Regions from separate parts of the Homo sapiens genome. Here region 1 is linked to region 2. The links are chromatin loops, found by intact Hi-C in ENCODE. Cell type or tissue: MCF 10A. All regions are shown on one strand. Region 1 has its middle 4.8 kb from the start of RAB27B. Region 2 has its middle 120 kb from the start of RAB27B.

What was found. A loop is a pair of places that touch in the nucleus more often than their neighbours do. Peaks named below come from ENCODE experiments on the same cell type or tissue, not always from the same donor. Only the 100,000 strongest peaks of a DNase experiment are listed, where the experiment ranks them.
Region 1: a loop joins it to region 2, with 3.0 times the contacts of the local background. A loop is called at or near these places in 8 of 110 quality-filtered maps.

What each region holds. Positions count from the first base shown.
Region 1 is chr18:54,821,684-54,825,683 of GRCh38, forward strand. It overlaps a transcript of RAB27B not described here. Among named protein-coding and RNA genes, the nearest start is that of RAB27B, 4.8 kb to the right of the region's middle. In MCF 10A, no CTCF peak of the experiment used is centred here; a DNase peak (open chromatin) is centred at 1,668.
Region 2 is chr18:54,710,072-54,714,071 of GRCh38, forward strand. No RefSeq gene overlaps it. Among named protein-coding and RNA genes, the nearest start is that of RAB27B, 120 kb to the right of the region's middle. RefSeq lists a silencer at 2,267-2,561. In MCF 10A, no CTCF peak of the experiment used is centred here; a DNase peak (open chromatin) is centred at 2,430.

The DNA.
Region 1 (4,000 bases), 110 kb after region 2:
AGTATAGTTTTAAAAAAGTAATCATATAGCATGTGATTCTTTGCTATCATCAAACCTTAATTAGCTAGCTGTTATTTTTATTTTTTTGAGATGGCGTTTCACGCTTGTCGCCCAGGCTGGAGTGCAATGACACGATCTCGGCTCACTGCAACCTCTGCCTCCGGGGCTGAAGCAATTCTTCTGCCTCAGTCTCCCGAGTAGCTGGGATTACAGGCATGGCCCCCATGCCTGGCTAATTTTTGTATTATTAGTAGAGATGAGGTTTCACCATGTCGGCCAGGCTGGTCTGAAACTCCTGACCTCAGGTGATCCACCCGCCTAGACCTCCCAAAGTGCTGGGATTACAAGAGTGGGCTACCATGCCCAGTCAACTAGCTGTTATTCTTTACAACTTATATCATCATATATGGCCAAAAAATAAGGCAAGATAATTTCCCAAATTATACCTTAAAAAAGAGATAGTTATCTTAACATTGGAGTCCTTATAGTTCTCTTATAAGGAAACAATCATCAAATTAATTTGATAAAAGTGTACTTTGAGAAGGAAAGACATATTTGCTTGAAATTATATTAATCAATGTTAGTTTAGATGCCTGAAAAAAATACCTTATAATTGGTTAAAAGGCCAGCAAGGAATTTAAGATGATTTAATAATCATTCCTGAATATATGACATCACAGCTTGAAGTGTTTGCAGTTTAAAAAGCAGCAAAATTAACAAAAACACTGGTTTTAGGTAACAGCTTTTGGGAAAATGGAGAAATCACCATATATTCATTTGTACTTATATGGTAAGCCCATATGACATTTTATTTTGCACCTCACCGTAAAGCTACCAGCAAAGCAAATATAATTAAACATTTTATATGGATTTGCATATGACTATACTTATGTCCACACATACAATTATATATGCTAATAAATGACTATATTTATGTATGTGTATTGTCATATGACTTGTAGAAAATGAATTATTCTTTCCTATTTGCTTAGTTCTTATTTTTATAACTTTTCTTCTCTTTAACTAGTTTTTAAAATTGATTAAACAATGTTGTAATTATTTCTAAAATTCTGCTTATAGGTTTTTTTAATAAAGATGTCAAATATTCATAGACAGGATCATGGCATACCCACACTACTGTGACTTCTTGGCAAGTTAGGACATTCATCAAGGCTATATGTGAACATCACTCGTGAAATTATTTGGGCCTTTCCCACAGCATGTTCCTCTAACATAAGAAGAAAAAATTAGACAAAATTACAATAATCTCAAATGAGGTCCAAGTATATCTTCATTACACATTCTAAGAAACAGGCAACATGAGGTTGGAACTGGGAAGGTTAAGACCTCACCACAGAGTAGATGCAGTAGGTACAATTGTGAAAACATAGCCAGTTTAATGAGCAGATATCTAAAATAGGTCTTTATGAGCTACACATTTAAAGTAATTTGCCAGTAGAAAGTCTCTTAAGCATGTATATATTTCTCAAAGTTACATATTCGTTGTGAAGAAAACTAGCATGGCCTGGAAGTCCAGTCTTATGACTTGTTAGTCACACTGTGAGGTTTTCTCAAACTGGAGAAGGGTGGATTTTTATTTGTGATTAAACAGACTTCTTCACATGAACAGAAAATCAGCAGGAGGTAGGGGCACACCCGTGCATAACTTTCTGGTGAAGCCTTCCCTGCAATCGCAAGAGAAGGGTTACGAAATCTCGGATCTCATCAGTGAGGGGGTCAAGTCAAGAGAAATTTTTAAGAGGATGGTGAAGGATGAAAGGCATTATCATGACCAGAAGGTCAGTGACTCATGCTACTAAAGACAAGAGAGAAGAAACCAAATATATTTGTTGTTTAAAGCTTACAAATGCTGGTTTTCTCTTAGAACCCACCTTTATTTTTCCTTCATGTTCTGCACTGCATCCCCCATACCTGGCAGTGTACCAGGCACAAGTTGCTTAATAAATGTTTGTTGAATGAATAAATCATTGTGCAAACCTCTCAAATCTATCTTCATTCTGCATTTCAATTCACTTTCTCCACTGCTTATAGATCATTATATTAAAGTATATGCAAATACTTTAATAAAGCATAGTGTTTTCTCTATAGAACAAATATCTTTTGTTTCCTTATGTGTATTTTAAGGGTAATTTAAAATTAACTTTATTTTTATTAAGGTAATACATCTCATAATTTAAAACAAAATCAAAATCTACAGTTCTTGTGGAACAGTGCAGATCGCCTCCTAAGCCCTGGTCTTAATCCCCACAGGCAAACATTTGACTCTTTAGCAGCTTTTGTACTTTTATATGTCTAATTGGTTTGCCTATCCTGCTATTTCTTTATTTAGCAACTTTACACATTATTTATTGATTTTTGTTATGATGATTGAGGGTTTAGCTGTCTTCTCTGCACATATACACAGATAGTCTTTCCCTCTGCCATCCTCCACATGTAGTTTTATTGTAGGTTAGGGTTAATTCTCTTGTTGGCATTCCCAATATTTTTATTATGTCCAGATCTGAACAAAGTGGTATTCTATCATAATGTTTCTTTTTTCTTGCAACTTTTTGTTTCTCATGGAGTTAATAATATCCTTTTAAAATTAGTTCAGCACACTCCGTACCTATTGTATATTATTCACAATTGCCTCTGACTGATCTTTAAGACTGTAACAGAGTGATCTAACTGTGGTAACAACTCTAAAAAATCTTCGTGGCATCATACAATACAAGTTTACTTCTAGCTCATGTGGTAGTCCAATGTGTGGCAGCTGAGGTAGCCATGTCACACCCTAATTCAGGTTCATGACTTTTCATCTAGGGGCTTTCATGTCTTCTAGGGGCTTAGAGCTCTTCGTTGGTTCTTCGCATCTGCGCACTAGTAAGGGAAGAGGGGAAGTGTGGAGGATCTCAGGGGTTATTTTATGGGCATACCCTGGAAGCGATGTACATGACTTCTGCCCACAATCCATGAACCAGACCTCAGTGACATGCCTCCCCACCTGCAAGGGGCTAAGAAATGAAATCTAGTGTGGTGCTCAGGAAAAAGAGCAGAACATGGAATCTGGCGGGCACTTCCCGCTATCTACTGTATTTTCAAATGCACATGTGTATCAAACAATCTATCATTTTCTTTCCATTTTTTTTTTTCTTGGAGACATTCCTACTGCAAGCCATCTGTTCACCTCTCTTTAGGCCTGCTTCACACTTATTGCTCTGGAGAATTTATTTTACTGCCTCTTATGTTGGGCCTGCATTTTTGGGGTTTCATCTCTTCCTCTTTCTTGATTTATAAGCTTGTTTGGGGAACTGTTACTTTAAAATGGCACACAGGATGTATATTTTTTAAGTCCTTGCATATCTGAAAATTTTTTAAAATCAAGCTTGGCTGACAGTTTGTCTTGATATACAATTCTAAGTTCAAAATAATTTCATTTAAAAAATGTGAAGGCATTCAAAGAAACTTCTGGATCCATTATTGCTCTTGAGAAATCCAATGCAATTTTTTTTCCTTGTATGTGATCTGCTTTATGTCTCTGGAAGATGTTTTAGGTTTTTCTCTTTATTCCTGCATTTATTTTATCTCAGAATGATATATTTCGATGAGTTTAATTATTTGATTAATTTAAAGGATTGTTTTCCTGGACGTTTAGTGAAACTTTCGATCTCCAAAGTTCATCATCTTCATTTCTGGTATTGTTTTTGCATTGTTTTCAAATTAGTGTTTTTATCCTTTTCTGCATAGAAAGAAGTCTTTTCTAGAGCTTTCTGAGATTTCCATTAGTCAGAATTTTTTTCCATTTTTTGAAAATTTTCTGCAGCTAAATAGATTTTTCAACTTAGTCTTCTAACCCATCTGTCAGTTTTTTTGTAAATGTTGAGTATATTTTCAATTTCAAAAGATTTTTTTCCTGTTTTGTATATAAATTTCTTTTTTATTCATTATCTCTAGGAGCAGGGTAAAAAGGCATGTGTTCAGTTCATCTTGTTGAACCACA
Region 2 (4,000 bases):
CTCTAAAATAATAATTGGTCACTGCTAGTGCGAGGGAAAGGCAGTCTCCCAGTAGAAAAACCTGAAACTGATGGTCAATAGGTTCCTGATAAGATCTCAGGAGTTGGGCGAGTGGGCTCAAGCATGCACATTAAGAGGTAAAGTGACGGAGTTGAACTGTTCCTCGTAGGAACATTCAGCTGGTAAGGGAAGAACGCCTCAAGTGAGTATGCATACAACTCCAGTAAACACACTGTGCATAGGGCCCCTCCCAAGTGCTAGCAGGCCACTGTGCATGCAGACAGCCCACCCCAAGGCAAGAATCAGGGGAGAAAGGAAACAAGACCCCAGAAGTATGCCAACATATAAAACCCCAAGTCAGAGGTCAAACTGTGCACTTGATCTCCCAAGCCACCTGCTTGGCCCTCTTCCAAGTGTACTTAGCTTCCTTTCATCCCTGCCCTAAAACGTTTTAATAAACTTTCACTCCTGCTCTAAAACTTGCCTTGGTCTGTCACTCTGCCTTATGACCCCTCGGTTGAATTCTTTCTTCTGAGGAGGCAAGAATTGGGGCTGATGCAGACCTGTATGGATTCACCACCGCTAACATAACCATATTCATTTTCCATCATGTTTTTATGACAACTAAAAGCTATATTATGATGATGATGATGATGATGATGATGATGATGATGATGAAGTTCCTCAAAATGGGGCTTTGTTATGTAAATAATGAAAAAGTCACTGATGGCAACTGATGAGATTATTTGTGGCCATTTTTTGGTCTTCATTTTCATAGACTTTAGAGAATGTGTTTTCAAGATATTCTCAAGGTGACCTTTCCTTGGTAGAGCATACCTTGCATGCCATTAAATATACAGACAAACTGGGTATGACTCCTTCAGTCTGGTTAGGAATTTTTGTGTAGAGCTCTCCTGTCTATGTACATTTCCTGGACTCTACTTAGCCTATTGGCAAAGGTGCTCTACGCTATGTGTTTAAAAGCATTTATATTAGATGACACTGCTTTAATTTATATTACATATAGTGAGGCAAAGTCCATGTTAAGTCCTTTCCTTGTGCCATTATAAATGTTTAATTTGGTTCAGGACAGGAAGGCTACCGAAGTTATATCCAAACAAAGCATATGATGTATTACAAGGGAAGTCTGATGTGATGAGGATACCACCTTGGTCATTTTAAAAAAATGCTAGTTACATTAGAAAGCATAAGACATACACTTTAAATCTTTTACCTCAACTTAAAATAGATAAATGTTAACTTATTTGTCACTCTTTTACAATGAGGACAAGTTCTTTCCTTTGAGTGTGTATGAGTATCAAGTGTCTATAATTTCTAGTTTTAGTTCTGTTAAGTGGAGCAAGAACACAAAACCCTTGCAAAGCCATCTGAATACATAATTCTCTATTATTTTTGTTTGTTTGTTTTCAGACACAGTTTCACTCTCGCTGGAGTGCAGTGATGCAATCTTGGCTCACTGCAACCTCCACCTCCCAGGTTCAAGTAGTTCTTGTGCCTCAGCCTTCCAAGTAGCTGGTATTACAGGTGTGCACCACCACATCTAGCTAATTTTTGTATTTTTAGTAGAGACAGGGTTTCGCCATATTGGCCAGGCTGGTCTCGAACTCGTGACCTCAAGTGATCCACCTGTCTGAACCTCCCAAAGTGCTGGGATTACAGGCATGAGCCACCATGTCACAAAATTTACTTTCAATCCTCTAGAATATTTTGGGCCCATAGCTGATTTGGCAACAATTTATTTTAGCGAATCATCTTTATCTAGTTGTTACAAAGCATTACATTTATTTTTCTTAGAAATAGTAACTCTCTTTTGCACTCATATCTTATCAGTATAAACACCTTTCAATTCAATTATATAGTTACACTAAAAATACATCCAACACTAACAGCTTTGGTACTATACGCTAATGAATCTTGGTTTACGTGTAACTCAAATAGAGTGGAAGAACACGGACATGCTTGGGAGTAAACACTAGCCTTCTACATGTGTGGACATCAGTCAGCATGTTTTGTTGAGTAGATTGGAGTAAGTCGGTTAAAATGAGGAGCATTGGGACTGGGGGTGAGGCAAAAGTGATGGCAATGATGATTTATTGAAGCTTCTTTAAAAGAGCTTTACTCTATCTACAAATATGAATTATTCTCAGTGTTGATACAAATAACATAGTCACACAAGATGTTGAATATATTGTGGAATTCAAATATTTAAAAGAACGGTGGGGCTGGTAAGAAATGCATTTGCAATGTAGTATAATGTAGTATAGTTTCATCTCATATCTTTTTCTTAGATGAGTCATGTTACTTGGTGTTATTATTCTAAGCATTTGATCACCCCAGGTCATGAAAAGCATGACACACTTGTTTTGAGACAGAAAATTTCTCTTACTACATGAATCCAGAAAGCACATGATTCACATTTTATATGCCTTTGAAACGGGAAATGTTCCCTTGTTCCCCTAGCAGGGTGTGTGATGGGGGTGTGGCTCGCTTCTTCAGTGCCTGCTGCTCAAAACTCTAGGGGAGCCCAGAGACAGGCAGGCTGTGGGGCTCCAACCTCACTGCAGTGTCTAGGCATGAATGTTTATAGCTCCTGAAGCCCCAGTGGGTTTGTGTTACAGGGTGCTCTCTTGGTTTGCTGTCTATAGGCAGCTTATGTTAACCAGCTCAATTAGACTCTACACCTTGTCACAAGGACAGAGGGCATTCTGTATCCTGGGTTCTTGCCTTGGTGTACCAGAAGAATCGGATCACAGGTGGGCTTGGAGAATGAGTGCCAAGTTTTATTGAGTGGAAATAGCTCTTCACTGCTGGATGAGCCAGAAGGGAGACGGTTTTCCCCTGGAGTTGGGCCGCTCAGGCACATGCCAAACTCCGCCTCTCCTGCAGGTGGATGGCCTGCCAGTGTGCCAGCGTTTGTTGGTGTGCTCTTCTGCCGGCATGCTCCCTCCGTGTCCTCTTGATGTCCAGCAGCTTGTCTTCTTCCACTGATGTTTTCCTCTCGCCCTCCAGCAGCTTTCATCTCTGCCTTGCTAGGGTCTCAGCTTTTTATAGGCCCAAGAGAGGGGTGTGGTGGGCCAGGGTGGTCTTGGAAAATGCAACATTTGGGCACAAAGGCAGAAGTGCCTGTCCTCACCTAGGTCTGTGGGGCTAGGGCCCTAGCCAGGGACCTGCCTTTCTCTACCCAGCATTTCTCTACCCTCCTCCTGTATCACCTTGAAGAGGTAGAGGTTCTGTTTTATTTTAATAACCACCACAATTTATTTAACCATTCCTTGATCCACGTATAGAATATTCATGCTAAGCACTCTGCATGTATGATCCTATCTAATCCTAAACAAACTCTTTGCAGAGGTATTATTACTGGATTATACTTATGAAGAAACTGAGATTCACTTTGTAAAGTTTCAAAGTGAAAGAAGCTTGAAAGTCATTGCTGTTATCAATGCTGCACATCTCCAGAGTGGCAGCCTTTGGCTTTATGCTACTAAATATAGTGGTTTCCTTTTCTAAAAAGAAACACTTTTTTTTTTGTTTTGAGATGGAGTTTTCTTCTTGTTGCCTAGGCTGGAGTGCTATGGCATGATCTTAGCTCACTGCAACCTCTGTCTTCCGGGTTCAAGTGATTCTCCTTCCTTGGCCTCCCGAGTAACTGGGATTACAGGCATGTGCCACCACGCCCGGCCAATTTTGAATTTTTAGTAGAGATGGGGTTTCACCATATTGGCCAGGCTGGTCTTGAACTCCTGACCTCAGGTGATCCAGCTACTTCGGCCTCCCAGAGTGCTGAGATTACGGGCGTGAGCCGCCGTGCCCGGCAGGTTTTCTTTTTGTAATGGGGAGCTATTCTGTGCTAGGCCTTTAAATGTAGTTGACATGGGGTCATCACAAGAAGCCTATGAAGTACTACTTATTAAACTATATGGAAGCACAAAGTGTCAGATTTAAATCCAGGTCTGTAGTCCCAAAGTCAGTGATTATC